Linked DNA regions of Homo sapiens: region 1 is linked to region 2. Evidence: chromatin loops called from intact Hi-C (ENCODE). Cell type or tissue: heart left ventricle. All regions are shown on one strand. Each heading gives the region's core, and the rest is flanking DNA. Links, peaks and the distances in the headings are about the cores only.

Evidence for each region. Peaks named below come from ENCODE experiments on the same cell type or tissue, not always from the same donor. Only the 100,000 strongest peaks of a DNase experiment are listed, where the experiment ranks them.
Region 1: it touches region 2 in a loop (2.7-fold over the local background); 25 of 110 quality-filtered maps call a loop at or near these places.

What each region holds. Positions count from the first base shown.
Region 1 is chr5:142,539,264-142,546,723 of GRCh38, forward strand. No RefSeq gene overlaps it. Among named protein-coding and RNA genes, the nearest start is that of FGF1, 140 kb to the right of the region's middle. In heart left ventricle, for the core only: a CTCF peak has its summit at 3,908; no DNase peak of the experiment used is centred there; H3K27ac peaks cover 1,954 bases.
Region 2 is chr5:142,423,600-142,431,059 of GRCh38, forward strand. All of the region lies in intron 3 of SPRY4-AS1 (SPRY4 antisense RNA 1), which reads left to right. Among named protein-coding and RNA genes, the nearest start is that of SPRY4-AS1, 100 kb to the left of the region's middle. In heart left ventricle, for the core only: no CTCF peak of the experiment used is centred there; a DNase peak (open chromatin) is centred at 2,812; H3K27ac peaks cover 1,959 bases.

The sequences.
Region 1 (7,460 bases), core at 2,754-5,253, 120 kb after region 2:
AAAATTATTGGGAGAAAGCAAATGTGGTAATATTGTAATACAGTTGAACCTTGAATAACAGGTGTTTGAACTGCTATGGTCCAGTTATGCTTGGAATTTACTTCCACTTCTGACATCCCTGAGACAGCAAGACAACCCCTCTTTTCCCCTCCTCCCCTCCCTCCTCCCCTCCTCCCCTTCCTGCTTCCCCCCTTCCCTCCCTGCTTCGCCCTCTCCCCTCCTTGCTTCCCCCTCCCCTCCTTCCCTCCCTGCTTCCCCCTTCCATCCTCCTCCCCTCCCTGCTTTCCCCTTCCCTCCTCCCCTCCCTTCTCCCCCTCCTTCCTCCCTCCCTCCTCCTTCTCCTCTTCTTCCCTCCTCTTCTTCCTTTTCTGCCTACTAAATGTGAAGACCTTTATGATGACCTTTGTGATGATCCTTTTCCACTTAATGAATAGTAAATATATTTTCTCTTCCTTATGATTTTCTTAACATTTTCTATTTTCTAGCTTACTTTATTGTAAAAATACCACATATAATACATTTAACCTACAAAATATGTGTTAATCAACTGTTTATGTGATTGGTAAGACTTCCAGCCCACAGTAGGCTCTTAGTAGTTAAGTTCTGGGGGAGACAAAAGTTATACTCCATTTTCGGCTGTGTGGGGGTCTTAACCCCCATGTTGCTCAAAGTTGAACTGCAGTTGGTGATTTAGGTAAAATGCATATAGGAGTTCATTGTATTATTCTTTTAGTTTTTTTGTAGCTTAAGCTTTTCAAAATAAAAAGATGGGGGTTGGTGAGACCACTTACTGAGTGTCTATGGCAAACCAGATAGGAGGTTGTAGATTCCTGTGGATTGTGACAGGGATATTAGGAATATTAAGGCATATCTCTACCTCCTTTTTGAGTGAATCCTCAATGGAGAGTGAATTGTATGCTTCCGTTCAAAATTTTCTCTTGGTTCTACCAGCATCAGAGACAGAAAGTTAGGCTGTTTGTCTTTTGGAAAAGTCATTCTGTGCTTGCACTTCCTAGGTATAGTGGGTGTCCTTAATCACGTTGTCTGATTTAATAGCATTGGGGGTCTTAAAAATCTTCCAAATAACTAGTGTTAACTTTATTAATGAAATTGAAAGGGTGATGAGATGCAAGTTGGTCGGGGGTGGGGGTGGTGAAGGTCTAAGAACAACAAAGAAGAAGAGGTGGGCCATGGGCCCCTTTAGTGGGGAAAGCAAATGGTCAAGGCTAAGAACCCAAAGCTTGGCTGTTGAGTTTGGGTAATAAACGGGAAGTGAGGCAAGCCAGTGCCCCAACCCCATCTGCAGGCTCTAAGTAGTAAAATGAATCCATGGGAGCGTCTCTGTTCAGGCCCCAGGTGCTCCTGGCTAGTGGTTAGGAAGCGGGTAAATTGGTGTCTCCTATTGTCCCACCTATTCACAGTTACCCCTCTTAACCACGGAATCATTGTCATCTGTTCAGCCATTTTTCTGTTATTTGATATTTGTTCTTTTTGCCTCAAGGAGGCTAGGAGAGTGCCCTATAGAGCTGAACTAAATAGCATGTACATTTGGACAGAGACTCAGGGTCTCACTTGGGAGCGGGGGCTGGGGGTATGGAAGTGGCTGAGCAGCAGCAGCAGCGACATAAGGAAGTTTTTGTGAGGCTGACTAGGGAGGGTGGGGAAGACTGGATTTCTGGTTCACCCCGACCACTGGTGCTTTCTGTTTTTAAAACAGACGTGCTTCATCCTTCCCAGAGCAGGGGCCAAAGATGGGAACTCGAAATGCAAAGTCCCAGCCGGGGAAATTAAGCTGCAAGAGCTCAACGCCTGAAAAATATTGACTGTTTCTTTTTTTAAGCTAATATTCCAAATTTCTTATGAAAGTCAACTTAGACATCCAGGACACAGGAAACAAGGCAAGAGGCCGCAGCCAGCTGCCTCAGAGGACCCGGGACACTTTCTTAATAACATCCAGATGGTTCCACAGGAATTGCTAACATCTTGAAAAAAAAAAAATCAGCTGTGGGAGAAATCGAGATTCAAGTGGTTTAGGAAGGACAGCCTGGAGGAGACTCCCAAGGGACTGAGAGTGGGTCTGAAATAGAAACCTCTCTGGTGGGATGACTGCTTCCTACAGCAAGGCTGGAGAGGACTGGGTGTAAAAATCCAGGGCTTCTCTTGGAGACTTAGGGTTGGCAAGGAGCCTTGACAGAACTGGCCTCCTAGTCATGTTAATCCATTCACTAGCCTGGGGTTGCAATAACTTTTTACATTATTTTTTCTGTTACATTTACTTCACAATCTACTGTATCTGTTAGGTTCTGCAGGCACAGGGCTCAGGGCCAACAGGTTTTTGAGGGCCTATAGCAATATTTAGCCCTGAAAAAATGTTACATAGATAGTATATATAAAATCCTATATATGATATGCATCTATATAGACAGCAAAATATATTTATTTATTTTTTATTGATTTATTTTTTTGAGACAGAGTCTCGCTCTGTCGTCCAGGCTAGAGTGCAGTGGCACGATGTCAGTTCACTACAACCTCTGCCTCCCAGGTTCAAGCGATTCTCCTGCCTCAGCCTCCTGAGTAGCTGGGATTACAGGCACCTGCCATCACGCCCAGCTAATTTTTTTGTATTTTAGTAGAGATGGGATTTCGCCATGTTGGCCAGGCTGGTCTTGAACTCCTGACCTCAAGTGATTCAACTGCCTCGGCCTCCCAAAGTGCTGGGATTATAGGCGTGAGCCACTGGGCCCAGACTTAGACAGCAAAATATAAATATATTTTCCAACAAATGAAAGAACCCCACCCCCCAAATTTAGTGGATTAAATGCCTATAATAGCTAACCGATTGTATCAACTCCATCAGTTCTTAAGTTTAGTATTCGTTAAAAGCTTTATTTCATTTGGAAACAATCTGTATGTTAGATTTTCTCATTTCTGAGGAATTGTTTCAACATCACCTCCTTGGAGCCCAATAATTTTAAAAGCAAAATTTTTGAATCCTTCCATAGTTATGCTGCATGCTGTGGAATGAAGAGGCTGCGGCTCACCAAGGCTCACAAAGACCTTACCACGATCCCGGGTGTTCAGAAGAGGTGTGTGTTTCTTCCTTCCTCCCTCTCGTCACAGTTGCTGTCCCCCAAGGAAGAGGAAATGACTTGCTTGTGGAATCCGTTTGCAAGCAAATCACTTATTTGGAACCAAAAATGGGGGAGAAGGAAGTAGGAGCCATAGACTCAGGGCTTGATCAGGATTCCGCAAGCCTTAGAGTTTTCCACTCCCCACAACATACCTCTCACCTGGGCCATTTAGAGGCATCTCCTGCCTCCCACTCTGTCTCTGCCTGAGGTCTACACTCCGCGCCCCCCCACCACCCCCCAGCCCGACCCCCACTTTAACAGGATTCAACTCCTTTGTCTGACTGTGACCACAGGTGATGAGAGCTGGGAGGGCGAGTTGGTTGGCCTTTCTTGCAGCTCCCACATTCTAAATCAGGAAGCATGCAGGAGTGGAGAATGAACAGCAAGAATATACACAGCCTGGAACTTCCAGTCTGAAATGTCTAGGGCATTTAGTATGAAAAATCTGTTCATAACTGAAAAAAGAAAACACCTAATGCAGGAACCAGAATTTTCTGCAACAAGCAACATTACCAAAAAAAGACCAGCCAAGAGGGCTTGCCAGAATTGGCTATAGAGCGTTATACCAGGTAAACTCGTCAGATGGAACCATGTCTTTCCTTTGGGAGAACACTGACATTTAGGCTTTGGCTTCTTGAGATTCTGCTGGAGGACTTTTCAGAGGAATGCAATGACTCCTTCCTTCCTCCCTGAACTGAAATCCGGGCTATTACAATTCCAAATGGACACAGAGTCCTGCCAAGTTTATAGGAAATTGGAATGACAGCTTGGGTTCCCACCACTAGGGATAGCAGAAGCTGAATGCTCAGAGAATAAGTAACATTTCCCTGGTGATTCCCAGTGTGTCTATTTTTATTTTAAGGAGTTCTGTGTTTTCATTCAGTTTTGTGAATGGAGGAATCCATATGGAATTTTCACCAACTCTACTAAAATAAAAGCATGTAACTTTTCAGCAGTGTACTGAAATATCCACAAAGATTCAAGGTTAGGTTGGAAAGAATTCCAGACATTCACTTTTGAAGACCTGTGAAAAATCTGCTAACTTCTAATGGGTACCTTCTGGGCATATGACAAAGGACAATATCAGTTGCTAAATCCATCCATGTACAAGAGATATTGTCTTCAACAAAGCACAGCTCATCATTTAATAGAAGTTACAAAGTAGTTACTCTAAGATAAGCAGCTTGTTTTAATAAATATCAAGTATGAATATTTATATATTTTATTGAAAGTGCAGGATTTTGGGGGTGGAATGGGAAAAAGAGACTGATAAGTCCCATGCATAAAACAGGTATATTTTTACTGGTAATTTCCAGTAAGTTTTCTTGAACATGTATATTATTCACGACTATTTGAAATTATCTTGTTTGTTCATTTGTTTGTTTACTGATGGTGTGATTCCCAGCTTCTTCAGTGTCCACCTCCACCTCTTTATTTCCTCTCTAACATAAGCTGCACAAAACAGGGAGCTTATCTATCTTGACTCTCTACCTCCAGACCTAGAAGAGTGCCCGAAACATGGTTCTAAGTAAATGATTTTCTCCCCTCTTCATCCAACCGACAAAAATTTCCTCCTCCTCTTTCCTTATTTTTTTAAAAGGTTAGTAATGAAAAAAGACATTATACATATTCATACAGGTGACTGGGATTTTTGTTACAGTTGTTACTGTTTGTCTTGTCTTATGGTACACGTTAATTGGACAATGTGCCCACATTATTCATGTAAAAAATATGTGTCTTCTCTGTACCCAGCACTGTTCTCAGAAGGAAAAATCCTGTATCCATGGAACTTACATTCCAGTGGAGAGAGACAGACAGTAAAACATAAATATATATTTTGTCAAGTGGGGATAAGTGCTATGAAGAAAAGTAAAGCTGGATTTTAAAGGGGTGGTCAGGGAAGCTTTCTGATAAGGGGCCATCCTTATCAGAAATGAGAGCTTAGGAAGCTAAGCTTGCTGATAGCTGGCGGAAATGCTGCCTGGGTAGCATCATGTGCACAGCTTAAAGCCGGACACATGCTTACCTCCTTTGTGGAGTAGCAGGGAGGCTGGAGCAGAGTTAGCCACAGGAGCGGGTGTAGGAGGTGCCATGGGAGAGCTGCGGCAAGTCACAGAGGGCTTGGGGGCCTGGGCAGACTGTGGCTTCTACTCTGTATGACATGGGGAGGCCCCTCGAGGGTCTAGAACCAATGGGCACCATGACGTGGCTTAGGTTCTAAAAGGCTTCCTCTGGCTGCTGTGTGGCAAAAAGAATGGGATGGGTGGCTTGGCAAGAGGGGAGGAACGAGACCAAGTAGGAGGCTTTGTAGTAATCCAGGTGAGAGGGATGGCAACCCAGACTAGTGGAAGTGATGAGAGATGGTCAGATTTTGAATATGCTTTGAAGGCAGGGCCAGTGAGATTTGCTGATGATTTGAAAGTGGGACATGAGAGTGGGAGCCAGGGATAGTTTTGAGGCTGTCAAGCTGAGCACTTTGCAGAATGATTTCCTGGCCATTTAGCGAGATGGAAAAGCAGGCTTGAGGAGAACTCAAGGGTTGACTTTGGGTATAGGTTTTAGAAGCTTTGTTGAGCCTGTAGGGAGAGGCCAAGTAGGCAGTCTCACGTAGGAGGGTGAAGTCCTAGCTTGAGACCTTCACTGGCATGGTGACCACTGAGCCCTGACAAGCCAAGGGCCCAAGAGGATGGGGCCAAACATGGGGCCAGTGTCAGCTGACACGGATGCCAAACCTGCATGATCACAGTCCTCAAGTCTGGAACAATTCTCCTACATAGTTACCAGGGAAATCTACCAGGGTTGAAATTCCACCCCTCTGAGTAATTCAGGGGCCTTATTTAGTCTGTTGTCTTCATGCTAATGTTCTTTTCCTTTATCTCTATACCCTTATGCTATTTATTGATCAAAGAACCATAAAGTTACTTGTTTTTAACAAGACAGAATACCACAGCATGGAGGTTTCACTTTAGGATTTAAACATTTTGGCTTTTTACTGCTAACTAATGGGCCTGCAGGCTAGGAAACATAAAAGGACCCTCATTTGTATTCCTAGTGAATAACCATCCTGTGTCTGGGAAAGCCTGGCAGTAAATGACAGGTAAGGCTGGGGCAGGGAAGCTTCAGGTCCCTTCTTTGCAGAGGCCTAATGGACCACCAGTCCCTAGACTGATTGATGTCAGGCAAGAACGTCCAGGGAGTCTGCCACTGTCTGCTCCAAAACAGGATTTAGTCCTTCCTAACCTTGGGAATTTCTGAAGCCCCAATTCCTTTATGACTGTTTACTATCCTTAGTCCCCTGGGATCTAGTATAATCAGCTGGTGGATTCCTTTTTCCTTAAACCTAAGTCTGAAGCCCCATGGGCCTTTCCCATAGCATAAATAACATTCTATTCCTGTACATATTGCCTCATTCACAGGAAGTAGTCTCTAAATTACATCACAGGCCAGTTCTACTGTATTCCATTGACGTTTATTATGGAACCATTGTAGGAATGACATGGTTCCTGTCTCCAAAAGCTAGCTAGCATATCCTATCCATTATGTTCAAGATTCTGGAGCGGGTGGCAGAAATGGGAGAAACACAGGTGACTGAAATCCCAGGATGTCTCATCATCCTCTCTAGGTTGTAGCAAATCTTTTCTCCAAATATTTCCCTAAGTTCATAGGGGTGAGTGTATGACAAAGCATGATAACTTAGCTATGCCGTTGGCTGACATGATGGAATGCTAAACACATTTATCTTTGGAAAGTAGATTAGAGGGGAAAAAAGTGGGTTATATCAGTGTTGCAGAAAACCACTAGTCATCTCCCAGTATCTACCCTTCTCTTCTTCTGTGGTGATAACATTAAAGCCCCAATTTTAAGCTGGGCATATGGCCACTTGGGATTAAGACTATATTTCCCAAATTCCCTTGCAGCTAGGTAGGCCATAAGACTGAGTTCTGGCCAGTGTGAGTAGGTTAAAGTGTCTAGGGGCAGCTCTTAGAAACCCACTTAAGAGGCATTGTGTATACACACTTTCCCCTTCTTCTTCATGCCTGCCTTTGTCCTGCTGTCTGAAATGCAAATACTGCCATCTTGGTTGAGTCCATGGATGATGAAACAAGAGAGAAGGAACAGCCCGCCATGCACTGACTGTCGTCAAGGCTTCTTATATGATAGAGAATAAACTTTTATTTATTGGAGGGTTTCTGTTCCTCACAGCTGAACCTAATCTCAATTCAACTAGCTAAATATTCCTCCAATTAGAGTGCTTAGCGACAGGCTCCACAGTATCATTCTCAGCTGCTGAGAACAATGTGCCCATTCCTGCCGAGTCATGGAATCTTT
Region 2 (7,460 bases), core at 1,632-4,131:
TGGCCCTGAGTCTCTTTTATTTATTTATTTTTACATAAGTCTCCATGGAACATGGTTTCAGGGATCCTCGTAATCCTGATAGTTTTTCCTAGTATGTCTGTATCCCTCTAATTTTGGTACCCAGAATCATGTACAAGCTAAAAAGCCACCTGACCAGCAGGAAGGGTAAGCTGTCTGTCTTTCATTTGACCCGAGGCTTCTTTCAGTTCTTCCTAAAAGTGTAATATCTGCTTTGGAAACCTTGGTACACTTAATAGTGCTGTCAGTTTGGAATGTTTATGTTGCAGATTAAAAAAAAAATTTAAACAGAATTCGTTGGTGTATTTACAGGGCTGGGGGCAGCAGGGTAGCAGTGTCTTCAGGTGAGACTTAATCCAAAGGCTCAGATTCCTTTATCAAAGATCCAGCTTTCTTTTTCCTTCTTTCTTTTTGAGACAGGGTCTCACTCCATCACCCAATCACCCAGGCTGGAGTGCAGTAGCAAAATCTTGGCTCACTGCAGTCTCCATCTCCCAGGCTCAAGTGATCCTCCTGCTTCAGCCTCCCGAGTAGCTGGGACTACGGGTACATGCTACCATGCTTGGCTAATGTTCTTGATTTTTTTTTTTTTTAAGAGTTAAAGTCTCATTACATTGCCCGGGGTGGTCTAGATCTCCTGAGCTCAAGCGATCTGCCCACCTTGGCCCCCAAAATGCTGGGATTATAGGTGTGAGCCACCGCGCCTGGCTGCCAGCTTTTTGTTCTCTCTCTCTCCACAGTCACCAGAGTCCTGAGTCTTTTTCACATGTACTACATTGAGTCTTTTTCACATGTACTACATGAGTCTTTTTCACATGTACTATCTTCCACCATCCTGGATGGTTTGTGTGGTTTCTGGACTATGTATGCGGGATCTGTTCCTGTTATTTATTTCTATAAAGTATCTTGTTAGTCCATTGTCCTGATTATACCATCTCCCCTCTCAGACTCCCTGCCTAGTTTAGGGTCATCTTCAAATCTGATCAGCATGCCAGCAAATTAATGATGTTGAACCAGACAGGGTCAAAGACAGAGCCAACGACATGCCCCTCAGTTACTCCTGCCAGGGTTGGTGTCACATCTCCTTTGAACATGGATGAGCATTTCTCAAAGCATATTCCTTTTTTTTTTTTTCAATATCCTCTCTTGAGGTCACCTTTGGCAGGCTATTGATTGATTGATTGAGACATGGTCTTGCTATATTGACCAGGCTGGCCTTGATCCTCCTGCTTCAGCCTGAGTAACTGGGACTACAGGCACTGGCCACGACACCTGGTTCAAAGCATATTCTGAAGAATACCAGCCTGAAGGATACTCAATAACAGAGCCCTGTGAGCAACACTGGAGACTCAGAAGGGTGAGGAAGGAGAAAAGGGTGGATAGTGAGAAATTACTTAATGGGTACGACATCCATTATTTGGGTGATGGATACACTAAAGCTCAGACTTAACCACTACACAATATATCCATGTAACAACATTGCACTCGTACCTCTTAAATTTATACAAAACAACCCCAAACCAACCAGAGCCCTGTAATCAAATATGTTTAGATAGTGCTGTCTACCGTAATCCCTTCTGGAAGGCTCATGATGCTTATGAGCATATCACAAACTCTGAGAAGAAGTTGTTAGATGTAATTTTCCAAACGTAACTGACCATGAGGCTCTCCCCTTCCCTGCCATGATAACCTGTATATAAATGTTGTAGAGAGCACAGTCTGAGCAGTGCTCATGTGGATATTCCACCCGTTAACATTCCATTTAGTTGTGTTATCATCTGATTTCCTCTGTCATTAACCACAAGGGTGAAGTGACAGATGACATAAAGTGCCTTGCTGAAAACTGGTGTATCTTGCCAGCCTATCACCGATTCAGAAGGGAGTCTGTCTTCAGTTGGACACGATGCACCTGTTGCTGCTCTCATCCTAAGTCTGCCAGGTTGGCAGATTTAGGCACCCTGGCTGGGTACTTTTCAGGTGTTCTGTTAAGAGCAAAACCCAGACAGGCCTGGAGGCTCTCAGGAAAACCCAAAGCCAGGGAGTGGCCTATCATCAACCACAGTGGTCATAGTAACTGAAATTTAATAATAGTCCACAGTTATTGAATTTTTACTTTGTGCCAGGCCCATAATACATACTTCCTCTCCAAATCCTCACAAGAACCAGATGAGATGGGCAATACGACATCCTTACTTTATAAATGAGGAGCCTGACGCATGCAGAGCTTAGAGAGGTTACTCAAAGGGATACAGCTAACAACAAATGGAGCCAACTGTCAAACTCAAGTTTGACTCACTCTGTAGTCCATGTGTTCATCAGATTCACTCTGTTTTTTTTTTTTTTTTCACAATCGCACAATCATCAGGCATTTATTAAATGTCAGCTTTGGGTCTGGCTCAGTATTTGGTGAAATTGAAGACACGACAAAATATTAATAGACACAAGGAATTGACACTTTATTTGGAGGAACTTTTGTAGTTCAACGGAGAGAATACTTAGCAAGCAAATAGAAGTGAGTGCATGAAAACAGAGTGCCAAATGCCACATAAGTGGCACAGGATATGCTTCCGTGGCCTGCTCAGACCTCAACGGCCAGATCTCTACGGCTTGCTTTTAGAAATCCACTTGCCTATGGATGCCTCACTCCCAGTCTTCCGCTTTGTCCATTCTCACAAATTCCCCTGTTTGTCTTTGTCTTCCCCTTGTGTGACCTCCGCTTGTCCCCAGGGGAAACCACTAACCTCTTGGCTCCTCAGTTCTCGGTCTGTGGTGAACTCCCCGCTGACATCCACAGCGCTTGGAGGTGACCTAGTTTGAGTGAAACGCTGGCTTTTCAGTTATATATCCAGTAGGCTGAGCTGGCAGCTTGTCAGCAGGCTCATGTCACCTAATGACTGTGTCAATTCCCTCCTTGCCTAGCTTCCTGCGAGTAAATATCCTCAGGATGCTCTTGGAATCCAGAAGGTGTAGGAAGCCTGTGAGGTGGCCAAAGAGAAAACAGGAAAAAGAAAGGGGGAGAGAAGCAGAGAGGGCCTGCTCCTCCCTGCCAAAGTCAAAAAGAACGCACACCAGGGAAGAAAATGCTCTAAAACAGAGAGAGAAACTTGTGATGAGGTATCTCCCTATAGAACAGTTTTGCTCGAAAGGACATTTGTTTTTAAACAAAAAAATTTTTTTTGGCCTAGTCCGAGCTCTCATTTCCCCCCTCACGCCATTCCTTCCTGTTTGGCGCTTTTCAAGTGGTATTACTTCTCATCCACAATAGTGACCTGCTGGGAGTCATAGCGGAGACATTTCCTCTCCTGTGGCTCTAGTTGTATTTTTAATCATCGACCTCCCCCCTCTTTCTTTCCCCTCTGGTTTTCTTCATAAACATTTTCTTAAGGCTGGGCAGCAAAGCCTCAGGTGTACCCATCACGTCCCTCAAAGCTTAGCTGTGTTTGGGGTTGATTTTTTTTATCCCCTCTCCAGGGGCTGCGGCATCCAGCATTCTGCACCATGACCTCCCTTTTGCCCAGTGAGCTACAGCCTTGAGTTTGGATGGTGCATACTCAGCGGTTTGGCTCTTGCAGTCGAGGGGAATAGTAATTCTGTGAGCTCATTCCCAGGGGAGCTACTCTCAAGATTCTAGGCCCTTCCAGCCCCGTTGGAGTTGGGTTAAAGGTTTCAAGTGGCGGTAGAGACGCTTGCCTGTCCAGCCTTGCCTGGGGCCACACAAGGTCATCTTGGGAGACTGGTCAGCTCCATGGTCCCCTCCAAAGACTTAAGAAGGCAATGTTTAAGTTGCACAAACCACCAGGACAGATGAATTGGTTAAGAGTTCTCTGTCATTTTCTCCAAACAGGTATTAATAAAACCATGGATTCATAATCCTGAAGTTTAGCCTCAAATTTTTCCACCAGAATACTGCTACTTTTACTGAATGTATATCTCCCAGTGTTGAGAAGCAATTCTTCCCTCTCTTTAGTCCTTCCTTTGATCAGTTCATTTGTTCACTCATTCATCCATCCATCTGTATGTTCAGTCGATAAACATTTGTTGAGCAGTTCATGGCCACGCACTGGGTAAACACAACAAACAAGGCCCTGCCCTTTTGCGGTTTATGGTCCATGGGAAGAGACCGCCAAGATGTAAAACAGGAACATGTGGCCATCCACTGGGAACCCGCTATGGAGGGAATGGTGAGGATGCTGTAGTAGAGAAGCAGAATGGGGAGGCCCATCTGAACTCAGACACAAAGGATGTGAAGGAGCTGACAGGTGGGGAGCTGGTAGGTCTACTGAACATTCCCTGCAGACGGTCAGCAGGTATGCACATATATGGCGGGGGGTGGGGGCAGGCTGTTAGGTACAAAACTTTAGCAGTCTTAATCCAATAGGACCCTTGGGGGAAGAATGTCACCATATCAACTACTCAACTTTTGAATGCCAGGGCCCGCCCATGGCAGACAAGAAAAAGATCCACAGCATCTGCCCCTATTCTGCGTACCCACCTGGCCCCACCAAGTTTTATATCCTTGACTGAGTCTGTGATGAACTGTCGGCAGATGTTCATGTGCTGTCTCTTCAGTCAGGTCTGTAATCTCTTGGCAAGCCCATTCTGTCACTCTCTCAGTTCCTGCTGTTGATCCATTCAAGGGAGTGGTTTCCTGAATCCTATCACAGTTTTATGGTACTTGGAGCCCAAAGTTATAACAAATGTTTGCATGATATATAATATGTTCCTTACAATATGCTCACTTATCTATATTAAAAGGTATTAACCACCATTCATAGCAAATGGAACTATGGCTCCAAGAGGATAAATAACCTACGGAGCTCCAGGCTGGTGAAGGAGAGGAGCTGGGAATCACTCCTGCGTTTTCTGGCTGTTAAGTGACTTTCTCACCAATTTGAGTTGCAATTACTGTCATGGATACCAGTTGGGTACAGTTTCTGTTTGGAGTCTTCTTGGGAAGGGATAGAACAGTCAAGAAACTGCCCCACTATCAAACCCACGGAATCCAAAGAATTTGCATCCACAAATCTCCTGCCTCTCATGAAGCCCATTCTGCTTGTCCCACCCTGGTGAGACTTTAAAGCTGATCCCTGAGCTGAAATGACCGGATGGAGTGAGCATTATGTATTATGTTGTTATTTAATAAAGGGTGTGTTGTTCCCTACTTGGCAGTGGGGCCAAGTCGCTGTTCTAGCAGGTGGTGGGTAACTGAACCCAAGCCCCCTGATCTTCTCTCAGGAACTCCCTGGTCAAGCCTTTGATATCAGAACAAGAGGAGAAAACAGTGACATAGGACACTTCCTGTCCCAAAGGGGATGTGACACAGGACACCTGAAACAACAGGCAGAAGAAAAGTTTCACTGGAGCCGCTTCGGAGAGCTGCCTTCAGCCTGCCCGCCATGAGCCATCTCAGATTTGGGAAGAGTGGGACTGGGCCAGCTGTTTCCATGTTTAGCTCAGTGGATTAGCTTTTGTCCTCTATGGGTTAGGCACTGACATTCCAGCTCCCGCCACTTCAGAGGGTGTGACGCAGTGATGGAGATGCACAAGCAGGCAATAAAAACTAGTATAATGAGGTTCAAGTTTTAATAGAGAAAGTAGAGCCCAGGTGCCTAGACTATCCTGGAGGTCAGGGAAGGCTTCCTGGAGGAAGAGGAGTCTAGGCTGGGTCTTGAAGGATGAATAGAATTTGACCACATACAGTTAGTTGCACAGGCTCCAAAGGTCTTAAAAGAAAAATGAAAGCTTAGGCTTAAGAAATCTGACAAATTTAAGAAATTGAAACTTTAATGCCAGGTTTGTTTCCCTCTGCCCCCACCTCCACACCTTCCGCATCCGCCTATGCCCCAAGTCTCTAGCTCCTCCCTGTTGCTAGAGGCATGGCTCACATTGTGTGGGGCATGTGGAAAGGGCTGATATGTGGTTGGTTGTCTTGGGGCTAGATGTATGCAAATGAGACTTTTATCTTTAGAATCTTGGAAGCAAGAGTCCCAGATTAAAATCACCCAACATGTTTTTGATTTTTTTTTTTTTAATCTGGTTCATATCCAACCAGCAATTCACTTCAGGGCTGTGAAAGTTAACTGTTTGAGACTGTCACAAATTCCAAGTGCATTGTTTTATGCGACAGAGATGAAAAAGATATGGGAGTTTGGATATTTTGGTCATAATCTCAACTCTGCCAGAGACTTTTGTTTTTTAGAGACAAGGCCTTGCTCTGTTGCCCAGGCTGGAGTGCAGTGGTGTGATCATAGCTCACTGCAGCCTCAAACTCCTGGGTCCAAGTGACCCTCTGCCTCAGCCTCCTGAGTAGCTAGGACTACAGGTGCACAACCTTACACTTGACTAGTTTTTTTGTTTTTTGTTTTTTGTTTTGAGACAGAGTGTCACTCTGTCACCCAGGCTGGAGTGCAATGGCACTGTCTTGGCTCACTGCAACCTCTGCCTCCTGGGTTCAAGCGATTCTCCTTGCCTCAGCCTCCCAAGTAGCTGGGATTACAGGCACCCGCCACCATGCCCGGCTAATATTTGTATTTTTAGTAGAGACAGGGTTTTACTATGTTGGCCAGGCTGGTCTCCAACCCTGACTTCCGGTCATCTGCCCGCCCTGGCTTCCCAAAGTGCTGGGATTACAGGCATGAGCCACCACGCCTGGCCACTTGACTAGTTTTTTTTACTTTTTTTTTTTTCTGTGGAGATGGGGGTCTTGCGTTGTTGGCCAGGCTGGTTTTGAATTCCTAGGCTCAAGCAATCCTCCCGCCTCAGCCTCCCAAAGTGCTGAGAGTACAGGTGTGAGCCACTATGCCTGGGCAAGACTATTCTTATGATCTTGGATGACTCATGTCACTTCAACCAAAAAAGAGAACAAAATCTCTGACATTTATCCATCTATTACGTTTGTTTGTTTGTTTGTTTTTAGAGTTTGACTCTTGTTGCCCAGGTGGGAGTGCAGTGGCGTGATCTCTGCTCACTGCAACCTCTGCCATCCAGGTTCTAGTGATTCTCCTGCCTCAGCTTCGGAGTAGTTGGGATTACAGGCGTGAGCCACTACACCCGGCTAATTTTGTATTTTTCAGTAGAGATGGGGTTTCACCATATTGGTCAAACTGGTCTCGAACTCCTGACCTCAGGTAATCCACCTGCCTCAGCCTCTCAAAGTGTTGGGATTACAGGTGTGAGCTACCGTGCTATTATTTAATAATAATAATATCTATTTTATTCCCCCATTTTTTCACTTTGAAATATTAAAAACTATAGAAAAATTGTAAGAATAAAAGAATGCTATATGTGGGTGTATATATACAAGTATGTATATTTTTGCTGAGCCATTTGAAAGTAAGTTGCAGGTATCGTCACATTTCCCTCCTACAGTACTTCTGCATGCATCTCTGCGTTCTCATAACAGTGGAATTCTCAAACTTGGAAAATGTATTATGGATGTAATA